Regions from separate parts of the Homo sapiens genome. Here all the other regions are linked to region 3. The links are chromatin contacts, found by Hi-C or POLR2A ChIA-PET in ENCODE. All regions are on one chromosome and are shown on one strand. The core of a region is the stretch at or near the end of the contact, and the rest is flanking DNA. Distances in the headings are between cores, read along the strand shown. Region 1 overlaps PUS10 (pseudouridine synthase 10). Region 2 overlaps USP34 (ubiquitin specific peptidase 34). Region 3 holds the start of C2orf74-AS1 (C2orf74 antisense RNA 1).

Region 1 (3,924 bases), core at 1,097-3,596, 210 kb before region 3:
GTTCTGCAACTGGCATACCTCTGTAACCCTTCTCTTCAATCTGGTCTTTGTCTATAATAACAGGCAGATCTAGCAGAACAGGTCTTCTTCACCACACTGTCCCACTTCTCTCAAATTATGGTATAATTCAAATACAAAACATGATGACACTGTAGGAAGTGTGATTTAATTTTTTTTCCCTTGACTTCAACAGGAATTTAGATTGATTCAGCTACCTTTTCTTTCCTACATCCCTTCAGAGGCCACAGTATGTAATTTAGGAGTTGGCTGCCAGGGTAAGGGATAAAGCAGAGCCAACCTGCCAGCCCTGGCATCTAGCAACTCAGTCTCACTCACCAGCCACAGAGTAAGCAAATCCACTGTACTGAACAGAAGGGCATCTACAACAAATGTTCCACTTGGATTTTTTAAGATAAGAAAAGCCAAACTGCACAGTAGACACACTAGAACTAATTAGTGCATATATACATGGCTTACCATGATAAATCACAATTAGTTCTTCTGTTAGGAGAAATCACATTTGACTGAAAAGGATTACAGTGTAGGCAGCTCAACAGTATATCACCAAAGGAATAATTTTTTCAAAACCATATTCTAGGGAACACTATGGCATTCTATAAGATACCATAGGGTTACAACTGAAAATTAAGTGCCTGTTTGATAAGATATGAAATCTTAGGCTTGAAAAAAATCTCAAAAAGTCATTCAATTTGCTCCCAGCCATGAGGCAAGAAAACTATACTTCAGACTCTACAACTCCCACTGGCCAATGGTGTGGTGTCTATGATGCTTTAACAAAAATCTCCTTATCCTATTACTTGATGCCTATTATTATATTTCCTTAAGGGTAAATAAAATAAAACTAGGTCTTCAATGTAGATACATCTTACAGGTTATTTGGGCAGAGCTTCCCAACTGGCATAGCAAAGCAGTGGACTATGGTTGTGCCAAGATGTTGATCTCTTTAGTTCAGAAGGGTTGCTGGGCAGGGCCTCAGACAGTGGAAACCCCAGGCCTGTTGCTACCAATCTGAAGCAACTCCATCCTGTTAAGCTCAGGGTGCTGAACAAACATGGAATGTTTTAGATGTGCCATGATATAAGAAAAGTAGGGAGGTGCTGCTTTCGGCTTGGTCTGCATTTCTAATTATTTCTGCACAGGGCATTAGGCAAATGTTACAAACTTCTTTCCCCCAGTTCTAAAAGGCCCAGCAATTAGTCAAAGCAAGAGGCAAAACCAACAGATGTACATTTGACAATGAGCTTATGTTCTTTTTAACAATCACAACAACAAAATGAATGTCAGTAAAACTGTAGGAATGCCTAAGTCTACGTACCAAACCACCTACGAAACTGATGCATGAAAGATGACCAATATCGCACCACATCATTCTATCCTGACATGATACGAGCTAAGAGTGTATGTTAACTAACTTGTCCGTTAACATGAAGATTAGCTAACATTAAGATGATAAAGAAGAGTTTGAATAAAAATGCCCTTTTTGCAAATGTAGCCAGAAAGAGGACATGTTAATTCAGGACTGTCCTAAATAAAACAACTTACTTTGAATTATATATTCTAAACATTGATTTCTGGAAAATGGATATTAGCTGAAAGTTTGGAATGCTACTGATACTTACCATTGATTTTCTCAGATGATGTAATTTGAGGGATTAAAATCTAAACGTCGAATTTAATGAGTAATAGTAACATCACTGAAACACTGATTCTAAATTTAACATCGTCAGGGGAACAATCTAGACACTACACAAACATGAGGATGTTTGTGTGCTACAACTTCCTAGCCAGAGGTGAAGGTTGAAAAAGTTGAAAAACAAAAATTAATGTAGCAAATGGAAATATTTAAAAGCTGATTCTTAGTATAATAGAGTTGCCATGTTTCTGATGCATATCCTTTTTGTTGGAAATTTGAATATTCAGCTCAGACAAAACTCACTCAAGACTAAGAAGCGGGAACCTTTCCTTACCTGTTTGTTTTTGGCTGGCTTAAAACAATCTGGGCATATCGCAGCTCTAAAATAAAATTCAAGTTAATATAAAAGGTTAATGAGTTTATTTTGGGGTAGATATAATTCAAATATATTTCATACAAAATGGCTGCTAAACTCAGGACATCAGGAGCAGACAAAATGAGTCCCTGTATGAGCTATATCGGTTTGCCCAGGAACTATGTTCAAGGACACATTTTATTTTTTTGAGGGCACATTTTAAACCTACTAAGACATAACAAGTTCTTCTCTTTCTTATTAGGAAGAGAAGCAATACTATTTTCATGAAAACCAAACAGCATTAACAATTTTACACCATTGACGTTGTTTACATGGCAACTTACAGGAAGTGGCAATCCTCAACTGTTTCTGGGTGAGCAAAGACCACACTCACTTCAAACAAGCTCTAAAAATTATAAAGACAGTTTAAAAATGAGCAAAAGGAAACTAACATCTAACAACTTATTAATGGAAATAGAAATTAATTCTCAAAGATTGGCTCAGAAAAGAATGACCAGAAAAACTGGAAATACTACTGCTCTCAAATCAACTTGTTATCAGGGCAGCTGTAAAGGAAATAGTTTTGTTTTTTTTTTTAACTTCTAAAACTCAGTCATTAGTGATCCTACCAAAAAAGTTTTAAAATAAATGTGTATACTTTTTGGACAAATGTGTAAATTAGGTATAAAGATGAATGAGAATTTACAGAATTGAAAATAAATAATAACAGAGAGAAATGAAGAATTATTCTGCCAATACTATGATTTGAATTATTAGCAAGGCAAAAAACATACTATTCAGATCCCTAAAAACCATATGAAGCTTCTTTTTAAAGTGCTCAAACGTCTTAATGGATTTGAGTTTTAAAACCAGATCTTAATTTTTTTTGTTTTATTACAAAAATTATACACATAAATTATAAAATGATCAAATACAAGACAGTTTTTCAATCCCACGCCACTGAAGCAGAACCATTAACAATTTGATGTTTCTTTCTAGGCATTTTTGTGAATATAAATGTATATGTATTATTTTTTAAGACATGCTTTTGGAAAATTGCTTTAATATTATATCATGGAAATCTTTTCAACTCTAGGGACTGTCAGACATTTAAGCTGTAGAAAATTTTTCTGTAACAAAAAAAAAATGCTATAATGAACATCCTTGTACACCAAAAAAAGCATGATTTTATACTTTTACCTCCATGGAGAATATACAAAATTCCATATCGGGGAGGGGTCAGGGGCAGGAATAGCTAAAAATGCCATACTATGTTGCAATTTTGTCTTTATATTTACTGAGTTCATTGGATAGTTAGTAGACCTATTAGCTACTCTAGAATCACAATAATGAATAGCTTTTTTTTTCTCGCTCCTTATTCTAATCTATACAATAATTAAAATGAACAACGCATTCCTTTTATTCAGGGAAACTTCACTCAACCCACATCTTTTGTTTTCTATTTTCTGTTCTCACTGATACAACATGTAAAATTATTTGTGCTTCAAAACTGAAATTTGAGGTAAAAATATTTTGCATTAATGACTTCTCTAACTTCCAAAATACTTTCATTACCTCATTTCCTCTTCATGCTATCTGTGAAGTGGTTTTATTCTCTATTCTCTCAATACTCGGTTTACAGAACAGAGCATATTCTTACAGAAGGAAATATTACTGCATAATTCAGAATGGTTTTGAAAAACTGTTTAGCTTTAGTAGATGGTTTTGTGATTTTATTTGAATAGGGGTGTATCTGATATTCAGGGAATTTCCTTCTAGCAAAATGATGAAGCAATGAGGCCATAATATTAAAATCTAATTTAAGATGACCTTCCTGTTTTCACACCTGGAAGCCTGTTGAGTCTTCCCTGAAAGTCAACCCATTTCAGAGACTGAGGTAAGGTCTGCTCTGGAA
Region 2 (3,698 bases), core at 54-2,553, 250 kb after region 3:
CATGCCCATGCCCCCGCCAACAAGGATACCAAATTAAGATCTACATAGAAAAAACACCTTCATAAAAAACAAAAATCAGGTGAGTACTCATAGTACCTGGTTTTAACTGAAACACCTTCATAAAAAACAAAAATCAGGTGAGTACTCATAGTACCTGGTTTTAACTGCGTATCACTGAAGGGAGAAACAACAGTCCTCAATTAGCAACTACGCACACTTCCTGTTCCCCCAGCCAGCAGCAAAAGGCCTGGTGCCTAGAGCCTCTCGGTGCTGAGGGAGGGACAACACAGCAACTGCAAGCCACTGAACTCAGTGCTGTCCTGTGAGAGCAGAAAAGAAAACCAGATCAAACCCAGGTGACTCCCACCCAGGGAGGGAGCATTTAAACCAGCCCTAAAGCGGAGGGCAACTGCCGATCCCAGGAGTCCCAACTTGAGTTCCCACCAGCCTCACCATGGAGGGCTACAGCACTCCATGTTTCCAAGTAAACTTTTTGGCAGTCTGAGCCGTAAGGACTACAACTCTTAACCGATTCTTAGTAATGAATGAACTGGGCACCAAGACAGTAGAGGTGGTGGGAAGGGGGACAGGAAGCAGGGAATGAGACATACTGAGACACCAGGCGGGGCAGCCAATGGAGTGCTGGCATCACCCCTTCCCCTCGACAGGCTGCACAGCTCAGGGCTCCAAGAAAGATGCCTTCCTTCTGTTTGAGGAGAGAAGGAAGAGTGGGGGGGACTCTCTTGCATCTTGGATACCAGCTCAGCCACAGCAAGACAGGGCACCGCTCAGAGTCATGAGGTCCCCTGTTCAGGGCCCTAACTCCCAGACATTTCTACACACACCCTGGGCCAGAAGACAGGAGCTGACAGCATTCATCACCTAACTGAGGAGCCCTTGGGCCCTGAATAACCAGTAGCGATATCCAAGTACTACATTGAGGGCCTCAGTTGAGCCTCTGAGACTTGCTGGCTTCAGTGAGATTCAGCACATTACCAGCTGTGGTGGCTATGGGGCAAAACTCCTACTTGAGAAAAGCTGAGGGAAAGAGTAAAGAGAACTTTGTCTTACAGCTTAGGTACCAGCACAAACACAGCAGGGTAGAGCACCAGTTGATTCTTGGGTGTCCCTAATTCTAAGACCTGACTCTTAAATGGCATTTCTGGACCTGCCCTGGGCCACAGGGGAGCCCACTGCCCTGAAGGGTGAGTCCCAGGTAACAGAGCGTTCATGACAAGCTGACTTCAGAGACACTGGGCCTTAGAGAAACATCGGTGAGTCTGGCAGTACCCCTTGTGGCCTGGGGGTGGCGGTGGCTACGAGGTGAGGTGGAAATGGGAAAAAGAGTGAGAAGTACCAGTCCTGTGGTTTGAATGCCAGCTCAGCCACAATACAAAAAGTATTGCTCTAGTATCTTAACTCCCAGACAACACTTCTGGACCCACCTGGGGTCTAGAGATCTTGCTGCCCTGAAGGAAGGATGCAGGTCTGGCTGGCTTTGCCAACTGCTGATTGCACAGCACCAGGGCCTTCAGCAAACATGGGAGGTAGCCAGAGTGCAGTTACAGCAGGCCTTGGGTGAGACCCAGCATAGTCCTAATTTCAAGACTGACCCAGCACAGTCATGGTGGCCACAGGGGTGCTTGTGTCACTCACTCCAACCCCAGCTTTAGGTGGCTCAGGACAGCGAGACCGTGTGTTTGGGAGAAAGTAAGGAAAGAGAACAAGAGTCTCCACCTGGTAATCCACAAATTATCCAGATCTTGTCCAAATCCATCAAGGTGGTACCTGTATGAGTCTGCAAGAACCACAGAATTACTGGGCTTGGGGTACCCCTAAAGCAGATACAGCTTAGATCACAATACCCAAGTTTTTTTCTTTTTGACATGGAGTTGCCCAGGCTGGAGTGCAGTGGCACGATCTCGGCTTACTGCAAGCTCTGCCTCCCAGGTTCACACCATTCTCCTGCCTCAGCCTCCCGAGTAGCTGGGACTACAGGTGCCCGCCACCACGCCCGGCTAATTTTTTTGTATTTTTAGTAGAGACAGGGTTTCACCATGTTAGCCAGGATAGTCTCGATCTCCTGACCTCGTGATCCACCCGCCTTGGCCTCCCAAAGTGCTGGGATTACAGGCATGAGCCACCGTGCCCGGCCCCAAGTTCTTTCAAATATCTAGAAAGCCTTCCCAAGAAGGACAGCTTCAAATAAGGCCAGACAGTGAAGACTACAATAAATACCTAACTCTTCAATGCCACTCAAGAACATCTACTAGCATCAACGCCATCCAGGAAAACATGACCTCACCAAATGAACTAAATAAGGCATCAGGGACCAATCCTGGAGAAACAGAGATATGTGACCTTTCAGATAAGGAATTCAAAATAGCCGTGTTGAGGAAACTCAAAGAAATTCAAGATAACACAGAAGGAATACAGAATTCTATCAGATAACTTTAACAAAGATTAAAACATGTAAGAAGACTCCAGCAGAAATTCTGGAGCTGAAAAACGCAATTGGCATACTAAAGAATGTATTAGTCTTTTGCAGCAGAATTGATGGCAGAGAAGTAAGAATTAGTGAGTTCAAACACAGACTATTTGAAAACACCCAAGTCAGGAGAAAAAAGAAAACGGAATTTCTAAAAATGAAGCATGCCTACGGGATCTAGAAAATAGCCTCAAAAGGGCAAATCTAAAGAGTTTTTGGTGGCCAGGCACAGTGGCTCACACCTGTAATCCCAGCACTTTGGATGGCTGAGGGAGGCAGATCACCTGAAGTCAGGAGTTTGAGACCAGCCTGGCCAACATGGTGAAACCCCGTCTCTACTAAAAACACAAAAAAACTAGCCGGGCATGGTGGCGTGTGCCTGTAGTCCCAGCTACTTGGGAGGCTGAGGCAGAAGAATCGCTTGAACCCGGGAGGCAGGGGTTGCAGTGAACCAAGATTGCGCCACTGCCCTCCAGCCTGAGCAACAAGAGCAAAACTCCGTCACAAAAAAAAAAAAAAAACTTCCAAATCTTAAACAAAGGCAAAAATGTTATTTCTGAGTATGAGTTTCTAATGATTCTCAAAAAAAAAAAAAAAAAGTGATCACCTTTGCAAATGTTAAATCAGTCATTGAAAACTGGTTAACAAAGGGAGAAATCAGCCATTCATCCTGACTTTCACGTAGAAATAGCAAATAAAAGTAATGAAACAGGTAATAAAAGCAAGTTTCTCCTGATACAGATAGTCCACCTAATCAAAGAAAAAAGTGACAGGATTAGTTTTGTAGCTGTTAATGTAATAAAAGCCTTAGGCAATGGCTGCTTGCTAACTATGACATTAAGTGGCACTCCAACCAACCCCATGGAAGAACACAACACAACCTATAAAACAGTCTTGCCAAGAAATTTAACCTGAATCTGATCAAGCCTCTAGATCTAGCAATAAAAGTATGGAAATACAAAAGACAAAGCATAATAATTACACAAGGATAAAATCTGCAAAATCCAGATGGGAAATCGTATGCACTAAGCAAGCCACGGAACGAGCAGTTTCTGCAACAAATAAAAAGAAAGAGGGGAACCTAGAAATTACAACAGACTTAGGAAAAAAATTAGCTATGCCGATTCAGAGGTAACTCCTAGGAAGTGAGGTTTGAAAATAAAGAGAGAAAAGAATTATGTATTGAAACAGTAACAATAACCAACAGAGA
Region 3 (3,629 bases), core at 47-2,546:
GGCGAAATCCGCAAACGGTGTGACGTGTGCGCGCTGTGGCCCCAAAGGCCGGTCTTACAGCGACCTGGGCGTTCGAGGTCGTGTCCTCGAGAGCTATAGGGAGCCTGCCGAGGCCACCTGACGGCGGTGTCGCGTCTACACTGCCGGTTGGACTCTCAGGCACCCGCTACTCAGCGCCCTGCTTCCCGGCGCCGGGAATCACGAGCCCGCCAGCACCGCGGGACTTGCAGCGCCCTCCGCCCTTCGCAGGCGGCCCAGACAGCCCCGTCCCGCCCTAGCGTTAGGAGACGCGCAGCGGAACCCCGGCGGCCCCAGCCCCTCCCCGCCCGCGCGTCCCCGCGTCCCCGCGTCCCCGCGCGACCCGCCTCCCAGATCCCGGCTGGGGCTCCCGGGCGCGCCGCGGCAGGGCGGGGCGGGGCCGGGGGCGGGGCCTTCTGGCAGTTTCTGGGAGCTGCGAACGCGCCGCCCCGGGGCTCGGCGGCCGGAAACGCTGGCTTCGGAGCCTTAGGCGCCGCGGCCTTTCCTTGTTTTCCGCCCAGTCCACGCCGCCATGGCCAAGTGGGGCCAGGGGAACCCCCACTGGATCGTGGAGGAGCGGGAGGACGGGACCAACGTGAACAACTGGCGCTGGCGCGGCTGGCGGCGGCCTCCTTCCGGGATCTGGGGAGGGCCGGGCCGCGGGAGCCGGGGCTGCCCTGGGGTCTGTGCGGGGCCGCGGGGCCAGGGGGTCAGGGGGCCGCCCCCCCTCAGCTGCTGGACGCAGGGCTCGGCCTTCGCCTCTCGGCTCGGGAGAGTCCTTGAGTACGGAGACCGGCTAGGAGGGTTGCAGCTGCCTCTTTTTGAAAGTTGGGTTGGGCCCCAAGAGTGACTTCCGACAGACCTTTCCACTCCCACCGTCTGTGGCCTGAGGGCCTTCCCTTCTCCTCCCGCCCACCCCTCTGGATGTTTCGGGGAGTTAGAAGGGAGCTGGATTGAGAGACTGTGTTAGGGGCGGGGGTATGGAACGTAGTGGAAAGGGCAGAAATTTGGATCTCAGTTCGCGCCCACCCCGCAGGCGCCTCCCGCGAGCCGGGCCCTCTGTGAGTGAGACAAGCTCCCCTTCCTTTACGCGCCTCACCTGGCGCGTGGGGAGAGGTCGGCAGCCCTCCGCCGCAGAACCTCCGGAAGGGATGTCCTCTGCCCTGCGCCTCTGGCCGGGGCTGTGGTCCCTCCAGGCCGTCGAGGGGATGCTGAGGCCGGTCCCCAGAGGAGCATGACTTGGCTGGTCCGGAGGAGCTCTGAGGGCATGGGCAATCTTGGCTCGCTGCAACCTCAGCTTCCAGAGTTCAAGCGAGTCTCCTGCTTCAGCCTCATGAGTAGCTGGGACTACAGATGCGTGCCACTACGTCCGTCTGATGTTTGTATTTTTAGTAGAGACAGGGTTTCACCATGTTGGTCAGGCTGCTCTCGAACTCCAGATCTCGTGATCCGCCCGCCTGGGCCTACTAAAGTGCTGGGATTACAGGCGTGAGCTAGATCTGACTTTCTAGTGTCCTAGCCTTGGCCCGATGGACATGTCATTTCTCTCAGCTCGTTTCTGTCCCCTAAAGTGAGAATATTGCCTGGGAAGATTACATTAGACGATGTATATGCGAAGACACTTGATAGCTGGTATTGTCATGATTCTGATTAGTTCACTACTGCTACTTTCCCTGTGGCCTAGGCTTTGCCTATTTCCAGTGGGCGAGCTAGCTAGATCCTCCTCCCTTAAATAAGCCAGTGTTTTTAAGACAGAATACTACTTGCATAGTGGACAATAATATCTTAAAGAACTGAGCAGGATGAAAAGAATTTGATAGAAAGCAGGTTTGAGGAGCACATTGGAGGTTGGCAGGTTTCGAGGCTGCTTGAGAGGACTTGGGCCGATCTGGGCTGGGCTTGGACGTGACCCTGGCACCCAGGCAGGTGGATCCCAGCTGGGGCTTCCATTCACGACTTTCTGGTCCCTGGCAGGACAGAGCGGGATGCCACCAGCTTGTCCAAAGGGAAGTTCCAGGAGCTCCTGGTGGGCATCGTTGTGGAGAATGACGCTGGCCGCGGCGAGATCAACGAGTTGAAGCAGGTGGAAGGGGAGGCTTCGTGCAGCAGCCGCAAAGGAAAGCTGATTTTCTTCTATGAGTGGAACATCAAACTGGGCTGGAAAGGTAACAGGGGCCTCAGGGTACTAGTGGGGCTGGGGACAAAGTGCGTTCATCATTCAGCGAATGTTTTTACAGCCCCTGCTATGGGCCTGGCACACTGACTGGCTCCTGAATCAGCGTTGGTAGATCCTGACACTCTGGCCACACTTGAGTTCCATGGGCCAAGAAGGATGGGGATTTCCCTTCTCGCAGCACTCGCAGCTGCTTAGAGCTCATTGCTGTCAGCTGGGCCCTCTTCTACCAGGCCCTTGTGAACAGGAGTCTCCCGGCATTGCTGCCTGGAGCACTCTTCCCCCAGGTAGCTGCCTGCCTCCTTCAGGTCTTTGTCCTGAGTAAAGCCATCTCTGTGCATCCTTGGAGACTCCTGCCTTGTGCCATCTTTCTTCCCTACTTTATTTTTCCCCAAGGCACTGAAACTTGCTTTACAAAACTATTTTGCTTACTGTCCTGCTCCCTCTTTCTGTCATTCAGTAGGGTAGGGATTTCTTTTAAAAACGGCTTTTTTGAGACATAATTCACTCATTTAGTGTGTATAATTTATTGGTTTTCGGTATAGTCACAGAGTTGTGCAGCCATCACTACAATCAATTTAGGAACATTTCACCACCCCAAAACAAAACCCTGGACCCATGAGCAGTCACTCTTGTTGCCCTCCTCTTCCCCAGTCCCTGGTGTCTGCTCACCCGTTTTCTCTGGATTGGCCTCTGAACATTTCACATAGATGAATCATGTAGGATGTGTTTTTTGGTGTCTGCCTTCTTTTACTTCATAATGTGTTCAACGGTCATCTGTGTTGTGTCAGGTAGCAGCACTTTATTCTTTTTTATAGCTGATGAATATTCCACGGGTGCATATACTGCATTCTGTTTCTCCATTTATCAGTTGCCGGGCATTTTGGGTGTGTCCACTTTTGGGGTCTGTGGGTTCAGTTCTCCAATGGTGCCTCGATCCTGGCTGAGCAGACAGCGTGTGCGCACTCAGTCCTTGTTGAGGGAGCCAAGTCTGTGGAGATGCAGGGAAGGGAAGAGGAGGAGCTAGGGTTTGAGCCTCAGCCCAGGAGTCAGCTCCTATCTGGAGTGTGTGCCCCAGAGCAGTCCAGTGAGTTGGCCTCGAGCCTCTGCCCTGCTGGCTGCCTTTCTCACAGACGAGGGTGTTCAGCCCTTCCCCCTTCGCCTCAGAACAGGCTCAGAACTCCTCTGGCTGGGAGTTTGCCTCTCTTGCAGCCCCCTGTGTCTGCTGCTGTCTGGATCATAGCAGTCTGGCTCCCTGCCCACTACCCCAGCACCGAGCCCTAAGGCCTGAGGAACCTTGTGGGCCTTGTGTCTTTTCCATCTCTCTTGGCTCCTTTGCAAGGATAAGACCCAGCCACTGCCAGGCAGCAGCCAGAGGACGGGTTGTTAGGGCTTGTCCTAACACCTCCCAGCTGCTCTCCTCCAGCAGCGAGTCTCT

Evidence for each region. A loop is a pair of places that touch in the nucleus more often than their neighbours do. ChIA-PET counts read pairs that join two places held with the same protein, here RNA polymerase II (POLR2A). Pooled maps may share reads with other maps.
Region 1: a loop to region 3 is called in a pooled map, with 4 times the contacts of the local background. The contact joins the enhancer-like site here to the promoter of C2orf74-AS1 in region 3. A Hi-C loop is called at or near these places in 1 of 37 single-sample maps with no recorded cell type and 6 of 50 pooled maps. POLR2A ChIA-PET finds 5 or more read pairs at or near these places in 1 of 52 experiments (GM12878).
Region 2: a pooled map shows a loop between it and region 3 (3-fold over the local background). The contact joins the enhancer-like site here to the promoter of C2orf74-AS1 in region 3. A Hi-C loop is called at or near these places in 5 of 50 pooled maps. POLR2A ChIA-PET finds 5 or more read pairs at or near these places in 5 of 52 experiments (A549, T-cell, activated B cell and 2 more).

The regions. Positions count from the first base shown.
Region 1 is chr2:60,963,070-60,966,993 of GRCh38, forward strand. It overlaps PUS10 (pseudouridine synthase 10), which reads right to left. Exons shown (of 18, transcript NM_144709.4): 7 at 2,354-2,415; 8 at 1,989-2,034. Among named protein-coding and RNA genes, the nearest start is that of PEX13, 53 kb to the right of the region's middle. Within about 2 kb of position 2,347, at least 6 of the 41 ENCODE cell types and tissues checked have a DNase peak (open chromatin) inside an H3K27ac peak, as active enhancers do; they include GM12878, where a contact is called at or near this core.
Region 2 is chr2:61,425,173-61,428,870 of GRCh38, forward strand. The region is part of intron 1 of USP34 (ubiquitin specific peptidase 34); the gene reads right to left. Among named protein-coding and RNA genes, the nearest start is that of SNORA70B, 9.6 kb to the left of the region's middle. RefSeq lists enhancers at 1-677, 678-1,355, 1,356-2,033. Within about 2 kb of position 1,304, at least 10 of the 41 ENCODE cell types and tissues checked have a DNase peak (open chromatin) inside an H3K27ac peak, as active enhancers do.
Region 3 is chr2:61,176,989-61,180,617 of GRCh38, forward strand. C2orf74-AS1 (C2orf74 antisense RNA 1) reads right to left here and starts at 1,297. Exons shown (of 2, transcript NR_183879.1): 1 at 1,118-1,297. It also overlaps the pseudogene AHSA2P. RefSeq lists a silencer at 203-752 and an enhancer at 3,504-3,629.